7 separate regions of the Mus musculus genome follow, and all the other regions are linked to region 1. The links are chromatin loops, found by intact Hi-C in ENCODE. Cell type or tissue: heart. All regions are shown on one strand. Region 1 holds the start of Tmem242 (transmembrane protein 242). Region 2 overlaps Zdhhc14 (zinc finger, DHHC domain containing 14). Region 3 overlaps Snx9 (sorting nexin 9). Region 4 overlaps Zdhhc14 (zinc finger, DHHC domain containing 14). Region 5 overlaps Zdhhc14 (zinc finger, DHHC domain containing 14). Region 6 overlaps Zdhhc14 (zinc finger, DHHC domain containing 14). Region 7 overlaps Zdhhc14 (zinc finger, DHHC domain containing 14).

What was found. Hi-C counts contacts between places; a loop is a spot of excess contacts. Peaks named below come from ENCODE experiments on the same cell type or tissue, not always from the same donor. Only the 100,000 strongest peaks of a DNase experiment are listed, where the experiment ranks them.
Region 2: it touches region 1 in a loop (4-fold over the local background); 37 of 42 quality-filtered maps call a loop at or near these places.
Region 3: it touches region 1 in a loop (2.7-fold over the local background); 9 of 42 quality-filtered maps call a loop at or near these places.
Region 4: a loop joins it to region 1, with 2.8 times the contacts of the local background. A loop is called at or near these places in 28 of 42 quality-filtered maps.
Region 5: it touches region 1 in a loop (2.2-fold over the local background); 2 of 42 quality-filtered maps call a loop at or near these places.
Region 6: a loop joins it to region 1, with 8 times the contacts of the local background. A loop is called at or near these places in 13 of 42 quality-filtered maps.
Region 7: it touches region 1 in a loop (2.1-fold over the local background); 2 of 42 quality-filtered maps call a loop at or near these places.

The regions. Positions count from the first base shown.
Region 1 is chr17:5,438,845-5,442,844 of GRCm38, reverse strand. It overlaps Tmem242 (transmembrane protein 242), which reads left to right and starts at 2,585. Exons shown (of 4, transcript NM_027457.4): 1 at 2,585-2,712; 2 at 3,213-3,313. The coding sequence starts at 2,628. In heart, CTCF peaks have their summits at 2,073 and 2,273; DNase peaks (open chromatin) are centred at 1,974 and 2,544; H3K4me3 peaks cover 1,864 bases; H3K27ac peaks cover 1,485 bases.
Region 2 is chr17:5,746,601-5,750,600 of GRCm38, reverse strand. The region is part of intron 8 of Zdhhc14 (zinc finger, DHHC domain containing 14); the gene reads right to left. Among named protein-coding and RNA genes, the nearest start is that of Gm41519, 22 kb to the left of the region's middle. In heart, CTCF peaks have their summits at 1,684 and 1,899 (motif pointing right); no DNase peak of the experiment used is centred here.
Region 3 is chr17:5,921,744-5,925,743 of GRCm38, reverse strand. Snx9 (sorting nexin 9) reads right to left here. Exons shown (of 18, transcript NM_025664.6): 13 at 3,537-3,614; 14 at 1,063-1,139. Among named protein-coding and RNA genes, the nearest start is that of Gm46599, 4.6 kb to the left of the region's middle. In heart, a CTCF peak has its summit at 2,253; no DNase peak of the experiment used is centred here.
Region 4 is chr17:5,732,083-5,736,082 of GRCm38, reverse strand. All of the region lies in intron 8 of Zdhhc14 (zinc finger, DHHC domain containing 14), which reads right to left. Among named protein-coding and RNA genes, the nearest start is that of Gm41519, 37 kb to the left of the region's middle. In heart, CTCF peaks have their summits at 2,284 and 2,489 (motif pointing right); no DNase peak of the experiment used is centred here.
Region 5 is chr17:5,613,476-5,617,475 of GRCm38, reverse strand. All of the region lies in intron 1 of Zdhhc14 (zinc finger, DHHC domain containing 14), which reads right to left. Among named protein-coding and RNA genes, the nearest start is that of Gm52305, 88 kb to the right of the region's middle. In heart, no CTCF peak of the experiment used is centred here; a DNase peak (open chromatin) is centred at 2,255.
Region 6 is chr17:5,530,520-5,534,519 of GRCm38, reverse strand. The region is part of intron 1 of Zdhhc14 (zinc finger, DHHC domain containing 14); the gene reads right to left. Among named protein-coding and RNA genes, the nearest start is that of Gm52305, 5.2 kb to the right of the region's middle. In heart, no CTCF peak of the experiment used is centred here; no DNase peak of the experiment used is centred here.
Region 7 is chr17:5,599,938-5,603,937 of GRCm38, reverse strand. All of the region lies in intron 1 of Zdhhc14 (zinc finger, DHHC domain containing 14), which reads right to left. Among named protein-coding and RNA genes, the nearest start is that of Gm52305, 75 kb to the right of the region's middle. In heart, no CTCF peak of the experiment used is centred here; a DNase peak (open chromatin) is centred at 1,787.

The sequences.
Region 1 (4,000 bases):
GTAGATTCTGTCCCATCCATGCAAATGAACAAACAAGAAAGTTGTAGGCAAGGGTCCTTTCGCATCGCCATCACGATGAGAAGAGGCAGTAAAAGATCCTGACAGAGAGTAAAAAATTATTTAAGCCCCTAGATCTGTGTCCAAAATAGCCCCATTGTTCCAGGATGCCAGGTGTTTGCAGTTTTTGCCTTTCTATAGCCCAATGCCAGGTGTTTGTGGTTTTTGCCTTTCTATAGACCAATGCCAGGTGTTTGTGGTTTTTGTGTCTTTATAAACCCCTTACCCCTTGAGCTCATTGTCAACTCTTCTATCCCTGGGAGGGATACCAGTTGTCCCCAGTGCACTGATCTTGTTTGTCTGTGTTTCCTCTTTTGTTTTCCTGACCCCTTGAGCTCGTGGTCAACTCCTCTACCCCTGCATGGGATACAAGTCGTCCCCAGTGCACTGGTCTTTCCCAAATAAACCTCTTGCAGTTTGCATCAAGACTGTTTCTCGTGAGTGATTTGGGGTGTGGCCTATCCTGAGTTAGAACGTGGGGGAGTCCTCACGTTGTGGGTCTTTCAGCAGCAGAGCAAAGTCGTCCTTTTCTTTTAATAGGGTCTTTCTATGTATCCCTGGCTGGTCTGGAACTTCTTATGTACACAAGGCTGCTCTGCAACACACCCACATGCACCACCACACCTGGCATCCATTCTGGCCTTGAACAGAGCAAGGACAGGAAGAGGAAGAGGCTGTGGTCTCACAGTCCCTCTTGAATTAGCCAAAGCTGGATTTATAGGCCACACCTCTCAGTGACTTTGAACCACTAGGCCTCATGGTTCAAAAATTCTGCCAGCTCTGAACAGTATCACCTGATGGGCTCTCAGTGACCCAAAAAGATATAGCAAGGGCATATAGGAAGCATCCAATATGTTAGCAGCTATAGTCACTATTATTATATGTGACAGGAAAGGAGAAGTATAAGTCCTTCTTGTAAGTGCCTACAAGTGGGCACAGTATTTGCCCACTTGTAAGGGGCCTTCCCAGACTCTGAAACTAGGCTTCTAAGGAACTGGACAGAAACAGAGCAGTTGTCCTCAACCAAGCCTAGCATCAGATCTCATGCTGCCCCAGACTTTCAGAGATAAAGTCTCTAATGGGAGAGACTGGGCAGCTTTAACCGTTCGTATGTAATGCTTTAAAAACTACTAGAATCAATGATAACAGCAATTAAAACGCATATTATGTGTGCCAGACACTATGCTAACTCCATCACACTCATAACTTTTAAAAGATTGAAACTGGGTCTTGTTACCTAGGTTAGATTTGAATTTATCCTCTTGTATCAGCTTTTCAAGTGGTCAAGAGGGATGTACAACACACACACACACACACACACACACACACACACACACGCACCTCTTCATTCAAAAATCCTGTGAGGTACTGTTTCCATAGTTAATAATTGAGGGGAACGAGGTAACGAGAGGCTATATGGCAAACACCAAGTTCACACAAATAAGAAGTGCTTTACGACCTGAACGCAGGTCTGAGCTAATAAATGCATTTAACTGCTGCAAAAACTAATGCTTTCATTTACCCGTCCCTCGGACAGGCATTTATTATACATGACCAGGTAATACACTGAGAGCTGGGGAATATCAAATGAGTATAGATAACAATCTCCACCCTCAAGATGCCCATGCCCTTAAAGTGCTCAGAAAAAGGCTAGAGGCTAAAGAACTGGCTTCATTTTAAAAGATGATGCCATATGTCTTAGGTCTCCCTTTGAGAGGCTGAAAACGTTGGCTACTTCCCACTACTCTTCCCTCAATAGCCATTTACTCTGTCCGTAGACCCTGGCACATCGTCCTCCCAGGCCTGCTTGCAGGCTGCTAAGGATCCCAGCAAGTCCGGGGCAGCCTTGGAGCCCGTGTTAATAAGCTTTGAGAGAGGGCCTCTGTACTCTGCTCTCTAGATTGGCTCAGTTCATTCAATCATTTAGCCAGCCCAGCGCGTCCACTGGGGGCGGGCAAATCAGATCTTGGGAAGGGCGTGTGCTTCGAAGCTGGTGAGATGTTTCTCTTCCAGAATTGGGCATGTCACTTAACCCTGAAATAACTATTTCGAAATTTCTCAGAAAGAAGCGGGGAAAATATTGAGGCTTGCTTTTTAGAATCGTGGTCTGTTAGTGCGGACCAAATCCTTAGAAGCAGTGCAAGTGTATCTGGAGTGGTAAACAGCTCCAGGATCCAAGCCAGGCAGATGGGCTCCCGGCTCCATTTGCGACCTCTCACTGCCTCCTAGAGTCGGAACTGAGTATTCTTCCAAGTAGGGAAAACAAAACAAAACCAAAAAAAAAAAAACCCAAAACCTTACTAAAGTCCAACAGATCATCACCTTGCAAGAAGGCGAGTGATCCTCCCAGGAGGGCCGTCTTGTGGGGCGCCGCCCTCGGCTCTGGGCTGGGACAGAGAGCAGCCTTTCTGTCTTCTCTCACTGCAAGAGTGTTAAGCGGGGAAAGTGGGAAACCCGGACCTTTCTTCAGGTTGCACAGGGAAGGCAGCCGCGGAACCTTTCTTCTCTCTCCCTTGAGCTTCCACTCGGGCCTCTTTGGTAACGGAAACAGTAGAGTAGGAGACTTTAAAATGGAGACCTCGGGTCCTGGGCCCGGGGAGTCCTCTGAATTAGAAGCTCCAGGGTCTCCGGACGATCGGTTGTTTCTGGTTAAAGGTATGCTTGCTCTGAGCTGGGATGTGATGTTCCGGAACACATTCTTTTCTGAGAGCCCTTATTCTGAACTCAGCCAGTGGGGCCCATATGTCACTCACCAGGTGAAGTCTCCTTGGGCAGGGGCGGGTAAATCCTGCCATCTACTCTCCAGTCCATACTGTATTTACCCATCCTTATCTATAGTTTTTCTTGTGCCCTGCCCTTTTCTGATTGCCACGATCTCTTCTTCCCGTGGAAAAACTTCGCGCTGCTGTCCTTGAGGACAGAGAGAAGGGAAAAAAACCCATTCTCAGCCCTGAAGAACTGAGCTTCAGAGCGTACCCTTGAACCAGAAACCCGAGGTCGTGAGATCACGCAGGTTTCTCAGACCCACTTCACAAGAGCCGCCTAGCCATGATGTTTCGAGTTTTGAATGTAATCCTGAAAGTTTCTGATACTTCGTTGTGCAATTCTCTTTAATTTAAGTTTTATTTTTAATCCCTTCTCTCAATTCTTGGCAGGTGGAATTTTCCTTGGTTCTGCAGCCGCAGCGGGAATGCTAGCTGGATTTGTTACAACATTATCATTAGCTAAAAAGAAAAGCCCTGAGTGGTTCAATAAGGTTTGTGACTCTGAAATCCATTCATAGCATTGCTATTGTTTTTAACAAAGGACAGCTTTTTGCATAGGAAAAAATAGTGACCTTCATTCACATGGTTTTGAAAATACACCCACAAACCCTCATGGGTTTAAGAAGTATACTAGTTGTCAGTCTTGATTTTTTTTTCCGTGTGCTTCCTTAAAAATTAACAGAATGAGGCTTTGAAGAATAACTGAGCAAAACTTTGGAAACATTGTTTTCCCTACAGCATGAATAAGTAATTTAGTATTGATAATAAGAGACCTTGCTTTGAAAGAAAAGCAATATCACTTAAACTATTGGTGCTGGTTGCAAGAAGTATATTTATTTCATAGATGTTAAAATTTTAACATTTTTTTAGAATGAGTGAAAACTTTGTTTTTGTGTTTTAATGCAAGGGCCGCAGTCGCTATAAAGTGCCTGGCACACAGTAGGTGCTCATAAAGTGTTGGGTGACTAACTATATCCACTAGAGACAGAAGATCATTATTCTGTTAGCAGGATTGTACATTTGCTGTTTGTCGTGTGCCTGCTTTCCCTGGTTGGTGGGGAATTTCTTGATGTGTATTGTAGTTGCTTATAATGTCTTGTCTTTTCCCCTCCCACCCATATTGCTGACTTACTGTTCGCCTCAGTAAGTGTTTACTTGGGATCCTTTATGTTTCAGGC
Region 2 (4,000 bases), 310 kb before region 1:
CCCTTTGGTGGCTTCCCATGCAGACTCATGGCTTGCTAAAAGCAAGCACAGCGCTGTTGTCACTGGCTGGAACTCTGTTGAAAATGCTTTATAGATTTTATAGATTTCTGTGGTGACACTGGGTGCCATCTGGACTGTGGAAAGGCTCAGCTGGTGAATGTTTGTTGTACAAACACTAGGACCTGAGTATGGTTCCCCAAACTCATGCTAAAAAAAAATAATAATAAAGCCAGGCATAGCAGCAGATATCTGCAAACCCAAAGCTGGGAAGGCATACACAGATGGACCCTAGGGCTCATTGGCCAGCCAGCCCAGGCGACGTTTTGAGTTCCAGGCCCGTGAGAGACTCTCAGAAAACAAGATAGACAGCGCTGGCCGAACAGCACCCAACATTGACCTCTGATCTCCTCACTTCTGCTCCAACCTACCTTACACTCACACCTGCATATACATGGGTATGTACACACACACACACACACACACACACACACACATACACACACCTGCATAAAGTCACCCCAAAGTCTTTCCAAGTGTCTATTTCAACACTGACTTCTACGTACATTTGTTTTAACACCTTAATGGCTGGGTAGGCATAGCTGTGGGCGCTCTCTGGTTGTAGGACCTATGTGTAAACGCCTCATGACCCCCCCTCTGCCGTTCTTAGGTTTCTGAGGTTCTGACGAGCACAGTTCAGAAACTGTGAACCTAAGGGCTGAGAAATCCTGCAGCCTTGGAAAGCCACCTGACTCATGCAAATGGACTTCTGGGAGGTATTGCCCATATCTCTTCTAATGATCGGAACTGGGGCAGGGTGGGGTCTCATCAGTTTCAAACTACAGGCTCTGTACACTGGAATTTATCATTCCATACTGTAAGTATATAAATAGTGTCTGCAGTAAACATCTCCTTAGAACAATGGAATCAAATGAATCAGGATTATGCAGGGCTATAATTGTACTTTACACACACACACACACACACACACACTGCACACACACCACACATACACACTTTTTCAGGTCAGAATTTTTAAATATTTGTCATACTGTTCAAATTTTAAGGGTGATGACTGGGGGAACTCTCATGGTCATGGATCCTCTGTGAGAACATCATGGTTTGGAAAGCAGCCCGTGTTCTCAGGAGATGCCCAATACAAATATCCTCACCCCCTCTTGCTTGTTTGACCTTTGCTTCTAATTTCTAGTTCCTCTTGTTGATTAAAAAAAGGATTTAAAAGTTACATTTATTTATCTGTGGTGAATGTGCATGTGTGTGCACATGCCTGTGTGCGCATGTGTGCATGTGTGTGCACATGTGCACGTGTGCGCGCGTGTGCATGTGTGTGCGTGTGTGCATGTGTGTGCGCGTGTGCATGTGTGTGCGTGTGCATGTATGTGCGCGTGTGCATGTGTGTGCGTGTGTGCATGTGTGTGCACGTGTGCATGTGTGTGCGTGTGCATGTGTGTGCGCGTGTGCATGTGTGTGCGTGTGTGCATGTGTGTGCGCGTGTGCACATGCATGTGGAAGTTAAAAGGATAATGTTAGGAAGTCAGTGCTCCCTTTCCACCCTGTGGATTCTCAGGCTTAAACTCGAGGTTGTCGGGCTTGGCTGCAAGTGTTTTTAACCCGTAAGCCACCTCTAAGCCCCCATTCTTAAAGCTGTTTCTATTTAACTTTCTTTCTGTCTGTTACTGCACACCCTATGTGCTCTCCCTCCACATTTCTCTTCGATACATTCCTTTCCTACTTGCATTCTGGTTGTTTTCTCTTTTTCTTCTCATCTTCCACTCTCCTCTTTCTCACCTGTCACTCTGCTTTTCGCTTTAGGTTGTTTTTTTTTTTTTTTTTTTTTTTTTTAATCGGACTTTTAACCTTCCACCAGTAGAGGGCGCTATCACCACTTTCCTCTTTCTCTGAATTTGGTGGCCCTGTTTCTAAAGTGTACTTGAATTTATCTCCCTTGTTATGTAATCTTAAGAGGAAAAGGCTAAGCCCCTATTTATGATGGTGATAGTTCATATAGATGAATAATACCACATGGAAGAAACCAACATTTTCATTTTCAAAACAATCCTTTTAAAGGATCCACAATAATTGAACACTGATTCTATCTATAAAATTGGTTTTTGTTGTTTTTGTTTTTTGTTTATTTTTGTTTTAGATTAAAAATTCATCAGATATTGAATGAGGCCAGAGTAGAAGCTGGCTCTGTATGCGTGTCTACCCGCAGACTTTTGTAGCTTGAGCGCTGGGGCTTTTGCTCTGAGTCATAGCCCTTGTTTAAATGATAAAGAAATGTATGGTTTCAGATGTTGCAATGCCACACAGTAGGTGAGTATTTAGTGCTTCAGTCTGAAACCACGGAGGGCCATGGAGTTGGCTCAGTGGGTGAAGGTGTTTGCTTGCGGTCAAGCCTGAAGACCTGAGTTCCCTCTAGTCTCACGTGATAGAAGGAGCGAGCTGACTCCTGGAGATAACCTTGGATTTCCACGCATGCACCATCGAATGCATGAGTACACACACACACACACACACACACACACACACACCCTATAAGTAAATATAAAAAGCCATAAAAACTTCAAAACATCAAAGAGACCATTTACTTTCACTTTCTGTAGATTTGGGGGTAAAACTTGAGACACGTTCTATTCTGGCTGATGGCTTGTCTGAAAGTGCAGTTTTGAAATGCTATGAATTTTCTATGCGGTCTATAGACATGTTTACAATGGCTTAGATTTCTCATGGCTTTTGCTCTAATTCTGTCAAAAGGACTCAAGCTGGGCGGGGCTTATTTCTGCTCAGCTGTAAAGCTCTGTCTCTGGCCTTATGACCACTTATGGGCATGAACTGATAGACAGAAGACTACCCCACCTTCCAGAGTCCGCCTAGAATGCAGATTTAGGTTAAGAGGATGATCTGGCCTTCTCAGGTCTATGAGGAGACCTCGTTTAACAGTGGAACTGTTGCCTCCGCCTTGCTTGATATCAGATTAAAGGCACTGTTAGTTCCCATTCCTCTGACAAAAATCCCTGAGCGAATCAATTTAAAAAGAGGAAAGATTTATTGGGGTTCACAGCTTCAACCCATGGTCACTTGGCTCTGTGGCTTTGGGACTGCAGAGACACAGTGTGTTATGGGCTGGGGGCAGGGGAAGACAGCAGACAGAGACGACCTATTTACTTCATGACAGGCAACATGCAAACAGAGAAGGGGGCCGGGTGCCCAAGATCCCTGTCCAAGGCATACTCTCAATAATTGTTCTTCAATTAAGATTTCACCACCTCCCAACAGGTGGGACCCAGGCCTTGGACATTTCAGATCTGAACTCTAAGGGGGAGGATATAAAATATTAAGTAATACTAAGTTATTTCTAAAAATTCCCCAAATATACACTGTGTCATCTTTACCTTTAACAAATGTTCCCAAAAGGGTCTCTGTAGCTACAGCCTTCAAATATAAATATGTATTCTGTTTCTGATGCTACCCGGAGCATCAGTTGTTTGCTGATCCAATATTCACATCCCACTTACAGGAGATGCTAGGTTATTGGTGACTTTCCCCAGGTCTGGAAGTAAACAGACCTCCTGGGTCCTTAGACACCACTCCCCTACAGTCATCCACCCATTGCTTCTAATACAAAGTATCTGAGTGCCCATGTGAGGCTTTCTGATACAGAGTATCTGAGTGCTCACGGAGGCCCACAGTATCTAGTCCCTAAAATACTGCCTGGTTCTCTATGTGCACTTTCCGCACTGCAGAGGAAATGCTATCTTGACCAGGATACCAGTTCTACAATAAACTACAGGAACACATTTGACTTAACAGTCTCCTTTTCTTCCTTGGAGGCTCCTTTAAGGTGATAGGCACTGGAAATGGTTTTGGTCACAGTGACTGTGGTGATTTGAATATGACATGTCCCCCAGAGCCAGGGTATTTGAACACTTGGTTTCGGGCTGGGGGCAATGTTGCGGAACCTTTAGCAAGGGGTGGCTTG
Region 3 (4,000 bases), 480 kb before region 1:
TTAATCAATAAAATACAGGCATAAAATTATAACAAGCAAAGATGTTACCGTTTAATGTCTATATTTTAATAGACAATAAAAAATACTGCCTACATTCCTGAGGCTCATCCAAGGCACTTCACAGATGAGGAAAGCAAGCTAGAGAGGGCAGGCAGCAGTGCAAGGGCTATGCCAGGGCTCCTCGCCACTCTAGCCTCTGGCTGAGAGTGGGTCAGAGGCACCGTGGCCAACTCACTTCAGTTCCATCCCCTACCTTCATTTTTGGACGGTGTTGGGATCAAAATCTGAGCCTTACAGATATGAATAGCAATCTAGGCCAACTACCACTGAGCCACAGGACCCCCACACACACACACACACACACACTTAGATTCTTTTTTTTTTTTTTTTTTTTTTTTTTTTTTTTTTGGTTTTTTGAGACAGGGTTTCTCTGTGTAGCCCTAGCTGTCCTGGAACTCACTCTGTAGACCAGGCTGGCCTCGAACTCAGAAATCCGCCTGCCTCTCCTCTCAAGTGCTGGGATTAAAGGCGTGTGCCACCATGCCCAGCCTAGATTCTTTTTCTTTGTCTTCTTGAGAAAGGGCCTTACTCTGTAACTGAGATCAGCTTAAAACGCTCCATGTTGCCAGGCCCTGCCAGGCGTGGTGGCGCACGCCTTTAATCCCAGCACTTGGGAAGCAGAGGCAGTCGGATTTCTGAGTTCGAGGCCAGCCTGGTCTACAGAGTGAGTTCCAGGACAACTAGGGCTTTACAGAGAAACCCTGTCTCGAAAAATCAAAAAAAAAAACCCAACACAACAACAACAACAACAACAAAAACGCCCCATGTAGCCCAGGCTAGCCTCCAGCCTCTGGTGTTCTAGTACTACAGGTGTAAGCTACAGGTGTAAGCTACAAAGCTTCACTTGGATTTCTTAATGAGACATTTGTCTTCTCTGGCTTAACTGAAAAAGAAAAACATTATCACTAAATAAAATGAACAGAAAGCCACAGAAACAGAAAGGGGACAGCTGTTTGGGTTTAAACAACCAATGTGGGCTGGGGAGTGTGATCCCAGCAGTACCTGCTCTGCCACAAGGCTGGCGATCTCCTCATACGTCTTCCCAGCTTCTGTGATTGCATCGTTAAGGTCGGTCTCTCCTGAAACAGACAGCAGTCTTGGAAGAGACTATACTGTGTTACACATATTCCCCCACACTTACGGTTTTTGTTACAGACTTTATTGATAGTTTTAGTGTAGAAAACTTAAAAACTGTCAACGTTGGTGAGAACTCCCATCCCCCACTCTTTGGTTTCCAGACAGCAGATGGTGTCTGTGCTTTTAATGTCAGCTTGACATAAGCTGTAGAGTCATTGGAAGAAGACACCTCGGCTGAGAAAATCAAAAACTAGGCTGGCCTCGGGTGCATTTTCCTTACTAATGATCACCGCAGGAGGGCCCAGCTCACCGTGGGTGGCTCCACCCCCTAGGCTGGTGGTCCTCAGTGCTATACAAAAGGGGGCTAAGCTAGCTAGGAGGCACAGGCCAGTAAACAGAGTTCCTCTATGGCCTCTGCAACAGTTCCTGCCCTGACTTTCCTCAATTGTAAGCTAAAACAAATGCTTTGCTCCAAGTGGCTTTTGGTTAGTGTTTGATCACAGCCATAGAAACTCTAACTCAGACAGTGACCAGCTTTTCCATCTAGACCCCGTGCTCCCGGTTTCTCTTTTCCTGGGACACACATCACGTTCTAGGCAATCTTTAAAGAACAAGGACACTGCGGCACACCTAGGAAAAGGTCATGGCTCTGCTCTCACGAGGAGCAGAGCAGCGTGTGGGCCTCCAGCACCTCAGGCAGGCTCTGTGAGAGCCAGTGTGCAAAGGTAGTGCACACACAGACAGGATGGCATGTTCCTTAACCTGGGGCTCTTGTCACCCCTGTCTTTTTGTGGGGTGTTAGGAGTGTGAGTCATGCACTACACACTCAATGTCTGTGGTGACACCCTCTGTCCCTCCCATGCCCTCACGCGGGCCACCAGGCCTGGAGGCTTAACCTGATCCATAGTCAGTTTCTAGCTGAGTCTAGTTTTTGCACTTCCAGAAGCGGCCTCGATCGTCTCTGACAGAACTGCACCTTTCTCTGACATCGCTTCTTTGTTCTTCTTTAAAACTCTTCCATCAGGAACCCCTGCTTTGCGGAGCCCCTGGCCACCACCAAGTGACATCTGAACAGGGAAAGCAGCGCCAATGCGTGTGCCTGTCGTTACAGTTTCAGAACTGCAGATGGAGCCCACGCTCCCCCAAGGCCCTGGGATTACATTCCAAGTATCTTATTAATTCTGGTGTGCATATGTGTGCTAGACCTCATTTTGTGGCAATTACTGTTTTCACCAATGGTCCAATTTTCTTCCTTGGCCAGGGGGAGACTCCTCAAATGGGCATATCTGAGGGAGGCACCTGGCTCACTTTGGTGAAGGGTGCCAGGCCACATACTGTGTTCCTCCATGTAGGTGCCGTCCTTACGCCTTCTCACGGCTGGCTGTCTTACTAAAGACATTTCCATGCAAGGATCTCCAAGACTATGGGATGTTTCATGGTTTGGCAGGGTCATGCCAACAATTCTTACACTGTTCTAGTGTCACTATCCATACTGCTGTGGATGCAGCCAGAGATTTATCTGGTGGAATTAAGGCAGCCTTAGGAACCAAGCTCATTTAAATAATTAGAAGACCAAGCTGAACAGCCACTGAGCACTGTCTTAAAACAGATGCCAACCAGAGGAATTGAGAAGCTCTTTAAAAACAAGTTTTAATAAACTTAATAAGTCATAAAATATACTGAGTACATTTAATGCCAGTGTCCTGTGCAATATAAATATCAACTGCTCATTGGCTGACAGCAGAGATGGTACAGGCTGCTCTTGGTGCCCTCAGCAGGCACTCGGAGCCTCACTCTGCTCAGGAAGAGTAAACCCACATGCTCTAAGGCACAGCAGGGTGACACAGCACCTATTGTATGCTTTATGACAGTGTACCAGCACCTACTGTATGCTTTATGGAGAGCCACAAGAGAAGACCACCAGCGCTTTATACATAAAATTCTAATATCCAAAATACATAAAGAACTCAAGAAGTTAATGACCAAAAAACCAAACAACCCAATCAAAAAATGGGGTATAGAACTAAACCTATAACTCATAACTGAAGAGGACTGCCGGGTGTGTGTTCATTCAGAGATGATGCACCTAACCCTCAAGAGACTGGAGGCCCCAGGGAGTTTAGAGGTCAGGTGGGGTGGGCGTTAGGGGCATCCATGTGGAGATGGGGTGGGGTGGAGAGAAGATGTGAGATGTGGAGCAATCGGAGGGAGGGTTGGGGTCTGGGGGGAATAGAATATGGACTGTAAAAAATAATTTAAATTAAAAATAATTCTAAGTTGAGGAAATACCTCTAACCCTGACATGTGCACCACATAACGCACACACGTGCTCACGTGATTCAAGGGGGACAATCACTGTACAGTTACTAACAAGAAAAGTATTAACAACTGCCCCGTACCTTGATAACCGCTGGAGCTGAACACTGCCGCTAAGCTCTGCAGAGCCTTCCCTATCTTCTGATACTCCTTGGGTAAGGCTGGAAGGAATTGATAACTGATTAGTTCTCGGAGCGGTCTGAAGTGCATTTACCATTCTCTGGCAGTGACTCAGAAAAAAACCATTCAAATGATTGAAAATAGCATCTATTCTGTAATGAAATATTGATGAAATGATTTTTTAACTACTGATTTCTTTAATTAACTGTCTATTTAATTTTTAACTGATTGCTCAACTAGCAGCACACTTTATTCTGAACAACCCACCCCCACACTGGTTCACTGGATGGCGCACAGGGGAAGAGGCCCCCTTACAAGAGCCTCACTTTCAAAGCCCGTTCACGTGCATGTGGCTATCACAGTCACCAGACACACCATCTCCATATGGAAGGTTTGGCATAACTAAGGCTCAGTGTGGCGACAGAGG
Region 4 (4,000 bases), 290 kb before region 1:
ATTTCACCATACCTTAGCATCTCCAGGACACTTCTGGGCATATACATTTGCCTCTAATGCTATTCAAAGAGAAAGAAGGCAAACCAAACTGTAGAAGATGCAGGACCCCTGGTGGAGTCCCTTGGCTGGAGGCTCCAGCCCTCTCAGAGAGGAAAGTCATGTGTATTTTATAAAATAAGTAAATAAATACCAAAATCAGGGCTGGGAAAATAGTCGAGTGGGTAAAGCTCTTTCCACCCAAGTGTGAGATCTAAGCTGGATCCTCAGAGCCCACAAAAGCCAGATACGGTGGCGCACATCTGACATTCAATTGTAGGAGCAAGCTGGGTGTCAGAGTTAGGATAATCACCAGGAGATCATGCGCCAGCTGGCCTTGCAGACGCACCTAGGAACAGTGAGAGGCACAGTCCCAACAAGGTGGAAGTGAAGGAGAACTGAGGTTGTCTTCCGATGTCTACATGTGTGCTGTGGTATGTGGACACCTGTACTCACATATGTGAACACGCATAAACTCACTCTCTCTGTCTTTATCTCTGTCTCTCTCTGTCTCTCTCTGTCTCTCTGTCTCTCTGTCTCTGTCTCTCTCTCTCTCTCACACACACACACACACACACACACACACACAGATTAAAACAAAGACCACCCTTTAAAAAGATCCCAACTTGCCAGGCAGTGGTGGCACACGCCTTTAATCCCAGCACTTGGGAGGCAGAGGCAGGCGGATTTCTGAGTTCAAGGCCAGCCTGGTCTACAGAGTGAGTTCCAGCCAGGGCTACACAGAGAAACCCTGCCTCAAAAAAAAAATCCCAACTTGTCTCTCAGGGATTATTCCATGTGCATTAAAAATTATTTCAAGTTTATTATCTTACTCATTATTATGTGTGGGTGTGTTTATGCCACAGAATATATGTAGAGGTTAGGGGAAAACTCAGCAGGATTGGTTTTCTCTTTGTAGCTCCATGTGTGTTCTGGGAATCAAATTCAAGTCATCAGGGTTGTAATTGAATGGAAAGCAGCTCTACCCACTGAGCCATCTGGCCAGCCCTGCACCATGTGCCTTTTAATTGCACTGAAGTCTCTACCTACATCTCTTTCCTTCCATATTTATAAATCATTGTAACTTTTTATTTGCTTTAACAGTTCCAGTCCTCCAGTTATCTCATCTTTCATCCATTTCCAGAATAGACCAGTACTGATGTAAGACAGATGGGTCAACGGGAACAGATGAGACGCACACATTGCTACAAAGGCAAAGACACCCATGGCTGACACTGGCCAAGAAACAGAAACTTGGAACAGACTCATCAGCACAGAGCAAATATCTGTCTGTGAAGGAAAACTCAAGGCTAGAGGCCTCACCAGTGAGTTCTCCCACATCTTTGAAGAAAAGATGGCATCCATTTTCACAACTTATTCAGCAAAAGACTAGAGAATGCAACTCTGAACTCATAATAGAGGGCCAGTGTCACCCTGATACCAACACTGAATGAGTTCACAGAGAAAGAAAGCTACTGACCAAAAGCTCTTATGAATAGAGACAAAACTGCTTCGGCAGAATCCCAGCAAAGTAAAGTCCAGCAGCATAAAAAGAATTGCATACGTGACCGAGTGAGACTTACCCCAGAAATGTAAGGAACACAAGGCAAGTGGGGAGAGAGCTGTACAGTGTGACTCTGGGGGGAAGGGGGCATACAGACCAGACTTCAGAATGCCCCATCCTCTGGAAAGGATAGACATGCTCAGTTTGGAGACTGTGGGGTGTGATGGGCTGGAGAAGAGATCTCAGGGTCGTGGCTCGCCCTCTTCTGTGGGCTTATCCTATGTGTTGGGACTGTGACGTTCAAGGATCGACTCAGCTGCTCAGAGCTGTAAGAGACTTTAGATAAGGAAGCCCCAGACCCTCTTTTGTAAGCAAAAGAGGGGCACTGAGGACTAGCGAGGCAGTGTGAGCTGCTAACGGTCACGGGGCTGACTGGTAGGAACCCAGCGCTTACACACACAGTCCCGCCCTCTCTTGTGCAGATGCTCTAAAGGCTACAGTGTGCCAGATCTTTCCATTCATGAACTTCGGGGAGAAAATGGTATGAGTGGATTCTTCCATGGTACTTGTCTTGTGTCAGGCAAGATTTGAATGCTGTCCACTATCCCACTTCATCTTCAGAGAGGCCCTACCAGATGACACATTACTGTTCCCACCTTATGGATGAAAACTTGGGGCAGGAAAGGGCTATGCAATTCCTCAAGCTCAGGTATATGGTAGATGATGGTGCTCTGGTCTCTGCAGTTAGCTCTCTCTCCCCTCACCACCCTTGTTCCTCTTCAAGGCATCTAAAGGCCTCGATGTTCTTCTCTGGATCTACCTAAAGGTTCTACAGTGGAAGCCCGCTGCTGGCTGACTCTACAGCGCCCCCATGTGGAAGAGATGCCTCTGTATAGTTCCTATGACAGTCAGAGGTGCTTTGGCTCAGGGATTTGGCAAAGCAGGGTTCTGTGCCCCTCAAAGGCTCATGGTGTGCAACTGGTCCATGGCCAGTAGAGGGAGGTACTGGGACTGTTGGGAGCCTAACGCATGCCACTTGGGTGTTCGTGCAAAGAGGGTATCTTTTTCCTACCTGTCGTCATTCATCACCCCACCCCCACTCTCTGCTTTCTGTTCTCCAGGAAGTGAAGACACGTGCTACACACTTACAGATGCTCCTGACAGCACTACATCCCACCACACACCTCTGCCACCATCATGTGCTGCCCAAGCACAGGGGGCTGAGCAGCTGTCAGCAGAGCCATCACCATGAGCCTCAGTAAATCTCTCTTCCCTTACGTTGTTTGGCCAATGCACCATAAAAGCAACCGACTCATGTCCATTATAGATTCCAGAGTGGCTTACAGCACCTTTAAGGTGGCTTCTGCTTAGGTTCTAAATCTAGAGACCGTGCAGAGCATTCTGAGGTTGGTGCTTGGGAGCCTTGCAGAGTCTAAGCCGAGACCATTGATGTTGCTTGGACACTGATGTCCGGTGAAGGTCCCTAATGTTGTCATCACAGGCTTGCTTCCACGTTGTGCTGCTTGCTGACACTGAGTGTGAGAGAAAGAGCATCATAGCCCTTCTATCTTTTGAGTCTAGCCCTTAGCACATAGCAAGAACCTCAGGGACGGTGCTGGTTGAGTGAGTGGGAGAATGCATGTATATCAGCATGTGTACCAGTCAGAGAAACAATCAACAGACACTGGTAGAAATTCTGGTATATCCCCCTTACGGTTAAAATAAAATTGAGTGATAATGTTCCACTGTGGGTTTAGGATTAAATGAGACTGTTAAATGCTTTGGACGTCTGTTGCCTAATAAACTCAGTATCTTCCCTTTGCTGAGCACATAGCCTACTTTCTCTGTTCTTGCTTCCCTCTGAGGAAATCCGGTTTTCAGGGTTTCTTGTGTGGGTATGCGGGATGCTCATGGAGAAGAGTGGAAAGACTGGGTTACATCCATATTGCTTTCAAAGGAGACCTATTAGCTAGCGAAGCAACACAACTAAGACCCCACAGCTAGCATCTTCCTGCAGGAGGCTGGCGCCATGGGTGAGCAGGGAGTCGGGAGGGTTTCCCGGCTGCAGGTCTTAGAGACGGTTGGTTGCTGACTTTACAGCTCTCTATGTTTATCAGCAAGATTTCCCCAAGTCCAGCCCCAAGCCAGCTCCTCTGGGTGACAGGAAAACTCCATGTAGGAGACTCAGCTGTACAAATGGCGAACAGCAGAGTGGGTAGGGACTTGAAGTTCATGTCTTTAGGCAAACAGAGAGGCAACTGCCTTCTAAACACCTCAGAAAGTTCAGGTGCTGGGAGTCAGGGTCAACGTGCTGTGGTTGTAGGTGTCCACGGAAAGATGCTTCCTGCCTTCCCCCACCTCCTGTTGGACAGAGGTATGTGCACACTGCTTGCATGCTCCAGTGTGCAGGCAGTTTGGTTTACACTGTAAATAAAGTAGCCCTTGGCCTGAGGATTGTAT
Region 5 (4,000 bases), 170 kb before region 1:
CTCATGGAGCAGAGCAACCTGGTGAGAGTGAGCTGCTCAGAAGGCTCCAGGCGCAGGTGCCTTCCCAGGAGTCCTTGCCTTCGAGCATCCTTAAGCAACAGCATTGACTGCCCTTCTCTTTAGAACGCCCATGCTATTAAACGAAGCCCCACAAACCTATTTATTCTGCGATGCTGACACAGCCTGCTTCACCATGACTATTGTTCCCAGTTCCCAAACACTGGGGTTTTAATTCACTTGTTGTTTTGTTTTTTGCTTTTGTTTTGCCGTTGATAATGAAATGCTAACTGTATATAAAATGGAAACATGTGTCAAGGGATAATAAAGACATTTTAAGAATACGGGCTGAAGATGTAGCTCAGTCAATAGAGCGTTTGCCTACAATATCTGATCCCTAGCGTGGCACACAAACAAAACAGAATGGGACACTGTAGTGAGAATTTTGGTCTCTCTAAAAACACAAAAATTATTATAAGAATGTGTTTTCATTTTAATGCCAGGTGTGGGCTATGGGGCTGCTTCAGAGTGTCCACAGCAGCTGACTATGATTTGCCTCGTGCTCTAGCAGGGGAGTGATTTTTACCAGCTGCAGATAGCTTCTGCAAGTGTGTGACTTTTGGGATTCTGGGGACTCTTCAGAGGGTCTATAAATAAATGCTAGGGCCCCAACAGGGTTTGCCAGTTGGTGGCTGGGTGTTGTTGGCTACAGTTTGTCAATTTGTGCACAGAGACAAAAAAAAGGGAGAAATTGAATATCCTGATGGGTAGATCAAACTTGCCCCAAGGAACTTGATGCCCCTGATCAGCAGGAAGTAGTCTAACGATTTCATTGCCCTCTTCCCCCTCTGTTCTTCTTTCTCTCCTACCTTGTGTTAGGGGCTTACAAGGGAAGAAGTGAAGGGGTTGAGATGGGCTGAAGAAAGACAAATTTACAAATAGCCAAAAAGTCCAGCTACAGGGACACCCTATTTCAAAACAAGCAAACAACTCTCCCCAAATACATAATATACACAAATCCTGAACTCTGACATGTGTGCAAATTAGATTTGCACCAATCCCACGAACCAAACAGTGAACATACTTTGAGCTGCTCCAACAGATGCATTGAGTTTTTAGAAACAATGTATATTATTATTCTTCTCCTTTCCAAAAGGAAGCACCATGAGCTTATGTGAGCTATAAGCCCCTGCCACGTACCAGGTCTGCATGGCACAGAACAAGGCTCTACTTTTGGAGGGTGGTTCACAGAAGTTCTACGGGAGAGCAGAACTAGAGGTGACGACTGTGGGGGAGGCCAGGTGGCCAAGAGGTCACTGGAGCAGCAGGGACTGTGGTGCCTATGTCAGTGGGACTTGAGTGGTCTGTTTCCTGCTACTATCACAGAATACCTGAGGCTGGGAGCTGTGTGTAGACAGAAATCTTTCTCACACAATGGCTGGAATGTCTAAAAGCACTGGATAGTGTCTACTGAGCATCTGTTAAGGACCTTCTGGGAGAGCTTACTACACCAAAACCAATCCCATGATGATGGCATTGTCACATACCTAAAGGCAGAGGCTTTGGTGCCCAGGCCACCTCTGTAAGGGTCACCTCCCAGTATAGTTACAGTAACGATTAAATTTCAACCGAAGTCAGGGAAGGGGACATCCAACTCACACCATCGGCTAAAATCCTGGACATGCACAAGTTCCTTCCTTACCCTCTACTGTTAGGTTTCTTCCCCTCTCAGGGTGGAAAGTGAAGGACCCACCGAAGCGGCCTAACAAAAGTAAGATAATACCCACAAGGAGCTTATGAAAATGCCTGAAGCTACCTTCTTCAAAGCAGGATTTTCCCCCATTTTAGTTCATCAGTGCCCAGCCCAGACTGTTTCATCTAAGAATCTATTTCTAAGGTATTAAGGCTGCTGCCAGCCGCTGGTGCCTCTCCCAGCTGTCACAGACAGGATCAACCCCGAAGGTATCAATCACCAAGAGCCCATTTGTTTATGACACTGTGCTGCGCGCTACACTTAACAAGCACCCAGGGGTCTTCCAGAAACTAACAGCATACGGAGGAGGAGGAGTCCAGGGGCACTGAGCAGGGGCACGAGCAGATGTGGGAATCAGAGACTCAGAGAAAGTACAATTCTATAAATGGTTTTCTCCCATCCTCGCTAACCACCACTTACCCACCCCACCCTCCACTCTGAGCAGACCCAGACCGAGTATAGACAATGAATCGCGGAAATGGATATCGCAAGGGGAACATCTGGAGCAGGGTGGGGCCTCTTCCTGTTTCCCACTTCCATTCTGCGTTAGAAGCAGGAGGCCTTGGCTGGGGCTGGAGTCAGCTGTTCCCCATCATTTGATGTCCAAGTCACAGAGACAAATTATGATTCAAAATAGCATATTGTTTTTAATCCTAATAAGAGATAAAGAGGAAGCAGACCTATCTGTTGCATAGAAAAGAGCCCAGCAACCCAGGTGTGGTAGCTAAAGCCACTGGCAGGCAGGGTGTTGCAAAGACCGAGATCCTAGGGGCTGGGCGCTGTGCCGGCCCTTTCTTCTACCTCACTGAGCTTTCTCTTAGCCCACTGGAGCACTGCATTTTCTTGCCCTTTCTAGACTGCAAAAGAAACAAGTGGAGAAAGTAAAGCCAGCAGAAGAGGCTAAGCCAGGAGACGCTGCAAGAGCAGCAGCAAAGAAGCCAAGGGGAGAAAGTTCTGGAACAATGCAGTGACTATGTGGCCAGGGCTGATAAGTTTAGTAAAATGTGGTCAAAGAGGGTTTTCCCAGGATGGATAAATTCACCAGGGTGGCTTTAAGGGGCAGCTGAGAATGGGAGTCTAGAATATTCTTTGCAGGAGTCTGTGAGGGAGAAGCAGGAAAGGGGGGCTGGTAACAGTGAAATGTGAAGAAAGGAACAAAAGCATACTAAATAATAAATTGAAAATAAAATCCCCAGAAAGCCAGATATAAAGAAAATAGTCTGAGGGATTTGGAAGAAAGAAAAATAGAGTAATAAAAAAGTTTAGGTTTGGGCAGTTTTCTCTTACTGCATATGACCCAGAACTTCTGAATAGCAAAACTGGAAGCTAAAAGATAACAGGATTATTTCTTCATAATTTTGCTTGGTTAAAATGTTATTCTTAACTCAAATATCAGTCAAGTGAAAGAGTAAAGTAAACATGTTTAGATGCCTATAATCTCAAAAGGAACCACTTCCTAAAGCTCTCATGGGGCATGCATCAACAAAAACAAGAAAGAAAACTGCTCAGATGCACTAGACTCTACTAGGCCAGAGGTTCTCAATCTCCCTAACATTGTGACACTTTAATATAATAGTTCCTTGTGTAGTGATGACCCCCAACCATAAAATTATTTTCATCGCTACTTCATAACTGTGATTTCACTACTGTTATGAATCACGATGTAAATATCTGATATCCAGGATATCTGAGATGCAAACTCTGTGGAGGGGTCGAGACCCACAGGTTGAGAACCAAGGATCTAGGCGCTAGGACAGAAGTGAGCAAACACTTTCGCTAACAGTTTCTCAAGATTGCAGCAGCGTTCCAGGCCAGCTAAAAATGAGGCAAAAGGCTCGAAGTGGAGCACACATGTCTACGTACATAAACCAGCAACATAGATATGTAGGAAAGCCAAAATAAAAGCATAACCGCAAACACAAGACATTTTTACCAAGAAATAGTGTGATGTCTGACAGAGATCACACTATTTCTGAAAGGTAAACACTGGCGGGCAGACGATACTCACGCGGTAAAGATGCTTTTAAATGAATAGGAATTTAGTCAAAGATGCCACTATTTCTTATTAGTGGAAAAGGGAAAGAGGGTCGTGAGAAAATGAGAAGTAGAAAGATCAAGTTCTCAAGGATGAACACAAGGAAAAGTTCCTTTGGATTAGTCAGAAGTGTGGAGGTTAGCCCCAAAGGATGGAGAATGTGTAAGAGCGGGAGCGGGGCCAAGGACAGACCGCCATCTGGGCTGTGAGTCCTT
Region 6 (4,000 bases), 92 kb before region 1:
AGCACAGGCTATACATGTTTCTTATGGGGAAAACTTATAACAGACCCGAGGATACAAATGAACACTTGAAGTGTGTTCTTGTACAAGCAGATACAACACAATTATGTCAATTATTCCTATACCAATCTATAGATGTAACTCCAATTTAAAAAAATCAATGATTTAAAAAAAAAGAAATCAGAACAACCTAATTTTAGAGCTAATGGGATGCTTTCTCTGGCTACAGAGTGGCTACAAAATGAACACAGAATTGGAATAGGGTGGGGGTGACCTAGCAGGCCCAGACATAACTCCAAGGAGAAAATCTGGGTCAGAGTTCAGGGTTCAGATCTGGGTAGCAGTGGCAATTTAGAGATGGTAGGAAGTTGAGTGATATTTCCATGGAGATTGGACACATCAAGTAAGGGAGAGATTGAATATAGGCTTGAAAGTACAGTCATTGAACAAAGATTCTATAAGCCTTCCCCAACATTCTTAAAACTAAACCCTGATGGTGGCAATGTCTCTGGGGCCTGTGGAGATGGAACAGTTAGCTGGGAAAGGCTTCTTAGGTGTTTGCTCGTGGAGCATAGCTTCAGCATCCTGACCCTGCTAATTAGTGTCCTTGAGAGTCTGTGTGATCAGGACCGCCTTCCCCACAGATCCTCAGGAGCACTGGTCCTTCCCGACCTGATGTTCGTTTCTCTCTCTCTCTCTCTCTCTCTCTCTCTCTCTCTCTCTCTCTCTCAATCTCTCTTTCTCTCTCCCCCCCTTTCTTTTCTTCTTATCTTGATTCAAAATTGTGCAAGGAAAATAATAGGGCAGTGATTGTTTTTAAGCCCAACCTCACTGAATCAATGTCCACTGTCACTGGCAAGACACAAGCATCTGGTCTTGTCTTTATTCTTCTTCTTCAAGCAATTAGTAAGTGGCATACAAACTTCTTACTGCCATTAGTCCACCATTCCCCCAGAATCCACGTCCTATCGGCATTGCTTGTTCAACATTCCTCCCAACACACCTCCCACCAGAACAAAGTTAGTTTAAATTTATCACCTGCAGTCACTCCTCAGACATCTTCAGAAGTCACTTTGGGAGCCGGGCGTGGTGGCGCACGCCTTTAATCCCAGCACTTGGGAGGCAGAGGCAGGCGGATTTCTGAGTTCGAGGCCAGCCTGGTCTACAGAGTGAGTTCCAGGACAGCCAGGGCTATACAGAGAAACCCTGTCTCAAAAAAACAAAAAAACAAACAAAACAAACAAACAAAAAGAAGTCACTTCGGTATCTGGTGTTTGATCAGAAAAAGAAGTACGTTTGTTTTGGGTGCAAGCAAGCTGTCATGCAAAGCATGTGTCTGCTGAAATGTGGGTGAAAGGAGCAGAGGCCCTGAATTAGGTTGGTTGAAACGTCACTCACTTCAAACACCCACCAGGCGAGGTGTTCTTGGCATATTACCATGCAAAGCTGTTAAGGAGGGGCCTTGGCTCTGATAAGCCCCTGGGTGGTTTTGTTCTGTGCATAACAGTCCGAGACTCCTGGAGGGCTCTGTGAGTCCTCTGCTTCTCTAATGAACTCCAGAGGAGGCCGTCCTGCAAACCCACAGCGCTCACTTGGGGGAGCCAGAAACTCAAATTGGCTCAGCAAATTAAAAACCTCCTTCTGGAATCTGATTTATTACTACTGAGCTACAAACAAACAAACACTTTCTCAAGGAAAGGTACAATTCTATGAGGCCTTTTATTTTAAACAGTTATTTTTGCTGTGTGGTTCAGGTTGGCCTGGTATTCATTACATAGGCAGCTTAGAACTTGTGGCGATCCTCTTGCCTCATCCTCTGAAGTGCTAAGGTAACAGATATTCTCACACATACTTGGCGTCCCCAGTTCTCTCAGGCATCACCTCCTCTCAGGAGCCTCTCCCTGCCCCATCCCATGTGCACTTCACTGTGCAGTCCTACAGTTTTCCACTGTCTGCATTACCATATTCTGTAGCCACACGGTCCTCCACAAGAGAACTTGTGTGGCTCCCTGTGGTGTCTGTAGAACCTGGCACAGTGGCATTTTGTAGGATCACAAGTCTGTCAGGATATGTGTCCCTTTGGCTCCGAGTTCCCATGTACTCATCTGTCAAACTGTCTACGGTGGGCCCCAGAGGTGGGCTATGAATGGTACCTGCAGCAGGCCATTGGCAAACGTCAGCTGTCTCTGGCATACAGTGGTGGGAGGAACAGTAGATGCCTTTAATCATGATGAAGCTAAGAGAGATGGCTCAATGTTAAGAGCACTGAATGCCCTTCCAGGGGACCCGGGTTTAATTCCCAGCACCCACATGGTTCCAGGCGATCTGGCTTCTGTGGGCACCAGTCACCAATGTGATACACAGATATGCAGGCAGATAAAATATCCATGGAAACCTAAACAGATGAATAAAACTGAAGGGACTGGTGACAATAAAGGTATTATGTGTAGTGACTCAATTGGTCTGGATAGTTTGGGTATCTAACACAGCTGGGCTCAACTGTCCCACTCGAGGAAAAGGTGCCACCACGTGTGAGGATCCCTGAAGTAAATGTTCCTGACTGTGTGAGATAAATACAGAAGGTGAACAGATGACAGACACGGAGACTAAAGGCTCTCAAGTTTGCACAGCCTTTTCTCTTACATATGCACCTGCAGACATAGCTCCAGGACCACCATCCTCAGCAGCATCACTCCTGTGAGCTTTGGAGGCTGTGCAGAGCGGAAGAAAAAGCTGCCACAAAGATGTTCCGTCATCAGACACATGTCTAGCTTTGTATGTAGCTCATGATCTCTCTCTCTCTCTCTCTCTCTCTCTCTCTCTCTCTCTCTTGACTGATCTTCCACTTAACTTAGAGTTTGCTGATTGGCTAGACTGTCTGACCAGCAAGCCCCAGTGACTCTTTTGTCTCCACTTCCTGAACTCTCCTGAACTCCCCGAGGTTACAGTGTGGGCCACCTCACCTGACTTTTTGCATGGGGGTGGGAGAGCCAAACTCTCTTCCTTGGGCTTGCATGCTAAGTATCTCCCCAACTCCACTCTTTCATTGGTTTGAAGGCCAGAATCCTGGTGGGTGAAATTTATCTCACTAGCATCAGTGGGGGAATTATGTCAAGCCTTAAAAAGGACCTTCTCCTTTCCTATCACATCATCCCCTGCCTCCCACAGAGATGCAACTATTAATATACAGGCTCTTTGGTAACAAGGAACCGTCTTTGAAACGCCACATTGATCCTCCACTTTTTTTCCATGGATGAGAAGAGGCAGGCAAAATGCTCCCTGGTATTTTAAATGGGACTGCCTGCCTTGGAGGCGCAATTCAGGCTCAGCGTTAAGGCAGCAACCTGACTCCTTGCGATGCTGGGTGATTCACAAGAGAGGGACACTGTGTTAACACACAGTTCAGCGCAAAGCTTCCTTGAGTGAATGGGCCTCACTGTGTCAAATAAAATTTGAAAGGTAGCTAAGTTAGTCAAAAGGTGTGTCCAGATATATATTGAAAGGGAGGAAATATATTGAAGGGGAGGTATCCTTGGAAACAACAGTGCTCAGAATGCTAAAGAGGAGGTGGAGAATTGGAACGGTTGAAAAATATCAAAATGTACTTCAAAAAATAAAAAACCAAACTACAGTCCTGTTTCGGCAAGTCGGCAGTTTCAGATCTGTGCCGCTAGCTTTGTGTCTCACTGACTGCCAGCTCCAAAGGGGTCAGGGCTGCATCAGTGCCTGGTAGGGAAGGGCTGTGGGCACAAATATACTATTTTGTATTGGAGGTGGATTAGAATTTATTTCTGCCTTTGAGTTATTTTTACCTTACTTCTAGTTCATCCTTCTAAAGCCCTTGGCAGGGCCAGAGTGAAGGTGGGGGTTCCATCTTATCTCTGACAAGCTTTTGTCTAAAACACTTTTCTCACCTGAAGAATGCTGAACCTGGTCTACACTAGCCCTGAAATTACCCACTTACCAGCCTTTATGGGATGGGCGCTGTGGAGGGACCTGTTTG
Region 7 (4,000 bases), 160 kb before region 1:
GAGATGTCTTCTTGGCCAAGTGACAATACAGTAAAAAAATATATATATCATCAGCAGATCAGAAGCAGCCATCAGCAGCCACTGACCCATGGGAGGCTGAAACCTGTCCCCAGACCTCTGAGCTCCAGAACTACATGACAGGTTAATGTGTCTTTTGTTCACCTACCCAGCCCATGGTGCTTTATTTACACGAACAGAACAAGATCCTCTATTGGGAATCATCCAACCACAGACAAAAGCAGAGCCAATTACAGTTCAAGCTTACCAAAGCTAGAAAGAAACCAAATGAACTGAATTAATACGACGCATATGGGGTCCACACCTGCACAGTACTCCCACAGAAGAGTCCCCGAATTCATTGCAGAAGCCACACAGACAAAAGCCACATAATCTATAACTATAACTATAACTATAACTAATCTATAACTAAAAGCTCACTTTAGATCGACACCCAAGTCACGATATTCCACAGAAGTTCGATCACATTTACCTGGATTTGCATTTTTTTAATCTCAACTTTTGGGCACGAGAAGAAAGAAAGAAGAGGTGGTGAGTCTAAACAGTGTGCTCGCATGTTCCAGAGTCCAGAAAAATTTCTGCTAGGAGACCCCAGAGGTAATGCGCCTTAAATACTTTCTATAGATAAAAAGCACCAAGCTGTGCAAATATTTTATATTATAGATAATATATTTTTAAAAATTATTAAAGCACTTACTTTCCTGCACCCAACTGCTTGATTAACTTTGACTTTGATATCAAATTCTCAGTTGGATTATGGGAAATCTCCATAGAATAGCCAGACTGACCAATCAGATCAACACTCTGCCTCCTCAGTTCACATCCTCGTACCTCTGCCTGTGAGTATCTTTTCAGGACATCCTCTTCAGCCACCAATGCTGGAACGATGCTCACAGCAGGGGCTGCACCAAGCTGCCACTGCTCCAGATGCACACCTCGTGTCAATTCTCTACAGCTCAGACAAATGTTCTACACTCTTGACGCTGTTTATAACTCCCAAAGTATTTTCCCATAACAAGTTCAGGGTGAAGATAGCTGCTATCCTAAATTACAGATTTAAAAGAGCTTCTTGGGTGAAGGGATTAGAGAACCCCATTCCTTCCACCCCCCACTACACCCCCCCCACTACCCACCCCCAACCCTCCACCCGTGTCTTCTCCTGCTTCTTCATTTGTGAAGCAATGCTGGGACATTAGTTTTGTCTCTGATTAGGTTACAGGTTAGGCGATGAGAGAAACCATGTGTCCCAGTGCTGGCCCTGGGGTAATTCCTTTAAACTGTTTGTTGACAGGGCTGGTAGCATTGGGCCATGGAAGCTGGATCCTGGTCTGACTCAATGCTGCATGACTGGTGGGCAAATCACGAGGCTACAGGATCCTCAAAGACTGAAAAGCTGTGTATTGAGGCGAAGCAGACCCTGGCTTAGCACAACCCCCACAGAGCAATGCCTATTCGATTTCACTGCTTCTGTGAGCATCAAACGCTTTTCAGAGATCTCAGGTTGGCCATGCCCAAGTTCACCTTGGAAGTGTGACAGAAATGGCAGACATGGCTGGGTGGGACCTGAGGCTCATATCAGTGATTTCACCACCATCGCTCACTTCTGCTCATGCAGGCCGGATCTTTGCTTTGTTACACAGAGCACACCTACCCCACACAAGGTTTTAGGTCACCATGTTCACAGGGAGGGCAGACAGGAAGCTCATAAGGAAGTGGTAAAGGACTGAGTCCAGTTACTGTGACCACTGTAGCCGCCCTTGGAAGGTCATGCAAGCTTGTGTGCAGATTCCCATGACTGCTGCAACCAAGAACCACAAACCACGTGGTCAAAGGCAGCAGCAACAGGTTGTCTAGGCGTTCTGGAGGCTGGCAGTACAAGTTAAGGGTTGCCATGGCTACACTCTGAGGGCATAAGGTGATGCTTGCTTCTTCTATCTTCTGGAGTATACCGGCATCCCTTGGATTGGCTTGTCCTGTGAAAGTCACGTGGCCACCTTCTCTATATGTCTCTTCATGCTCTTTTCTCTGCATGGCCCTGTTACATCTAACTGGCTGACTACATATGGCAACTTATGGTCTCACTTAAATCCCTGTCTTCAGACAAGGCCACATTCTAGGGTCCTAGAGGTCACAACTTCAACATTTTTTGGAGGTTCAAAATTCAACAAATGGGAAAGAGTAATAGTGATGGTTAATGCTGTCGATTTGATAGATCTAGAGTCACAGAAGATGAATCTCTGGACATGACTGGGTAAGAATTTCTAGATTAGGTTACTTGAGGGAATATCCACCTTAAAGTGGTTGACATCATTTCATGGGCTGAGGTCCTGGACGGGGTTTGGAGGAGGAGAAAGTCAGCTGAGCTCATCTCTTTCCACTTCTTGACTATGCTGGTTTGAATAGAAGTAGCCCTCATAGACTCATGTGTTTGAATGATTGGCCCATAAGGGCCACTATTAGGAGGTCTGGCCTTGCTGGAGTAGGTGAGGCCTTGTTGGAAAAAGTGTGCCACTGTGAGGGTGGGTGTTGAGGTCTTATATGCTCAAGCTACTCCCAGTATGGCACACAGTCTCCTGCTGCTACCTGCAGATCCAGATGTAGAACTCCCAGCTCCTTCTCCAGCATCACATCTGCCTGCATGCCTCACTGTGCTTCTCACCTAAGGCACTGACTGAGGATGTAATGTGAAACGCCACCTAAGTTTCTGTTGCTATCGTTTTCCTGCCCCGGTGGACTGTAATCCCAAACCATTCTTTACTCCTTGGGTTGCTTTGGTTGGGTGTTTTATCACAGCATCAAGAAGAGTAACAAACATGGCGACTTTCTCGCCAGCGTGGGAATGGACCTGCTTTCAGTGGAATTTCTGCACCCTCATACCATATGGGCCCCGGAGCCCACATTCTCAGACCTAGACTCAGTCCTGGTGAAGCCCAGTGGTGGCCGTGCTGAACTTGGAACCATACTAGGAAGACACAGCTAGACACCCACCGTTTGCTGGCTACTAGGCTGTGATTCTTGGCTCCAAGAACGAATGACGCAAGAGGGGAAGTGCTTGATGAAGAACGTGTAATCCCAACCATGACAGGTGAAACACCAGCCTCCCCCTGCAAGTTGCTTGGTTGCAGGGGGAACCACCAAAATGGAATTCCATACTTTCATCCTTGACTGGAAGAGATAAGGAGGGGAGGGGCCAGAAGACAGCTGCACCTTGACACCCTAAGAATGGCATTTTATTTGCTGAGTTCACACAAGTCTGCCAAACAATGCTGACAAGTGAGCCCTGTTTTCAAAAAACAAACGTATGAAGACATTTCAAACATTTATCAAGTACCAACGTGCCACACCTAAAATGAAGGGCTAACCTCACAAGCATAAAAACGAGTGTGAACTTTTAGCATTTTTTAAAGTTCCTTGTAACCTCTCTTTTGAAAAATTAAATAAAAAAACAGCATAAGCTGTTACTGGAACCCACGCCAGAAGCTACACACAAAATGTCAACTCGCTGAGAACACATCTACAAAAAAAAAAAAAAAAAGTGAGTATTGTTAATTCAACCATTTTATACTAAGTTCCAATTGGCTTCTGAGGTTTAGAATGGGAAAATGTAAAAGGTTAGCTTGTCATGAACAAATGTCCTTCTGAAAACCTGGCTCATGATGAATAGTAAGAATGTGGGCTTTTATGCTTTGCATTGAAGTCTCCTTTGATCCCCACTCCCATGGAAACACAGCTTTAAAATTATATGATGCTATTTTTCAGAAGAGCTTATTTAGTTCAGCAACCCAGAAGCCCATCTACTGCCCACAGGAAGGGCATGCTAGGTGATGGAGGAGGGGGGATGCTAGGTGATGGAGGAGGGGCATGATAGGTGGAAGAGGAGGGGCGTGCTAGGTGAACAAGAAAGGGTGTGCTAAGTGGTGACGCCTCATCTGGCCCATGAGACAGGAACACGGGCTGCCTGCATCACACACTATGGACATAT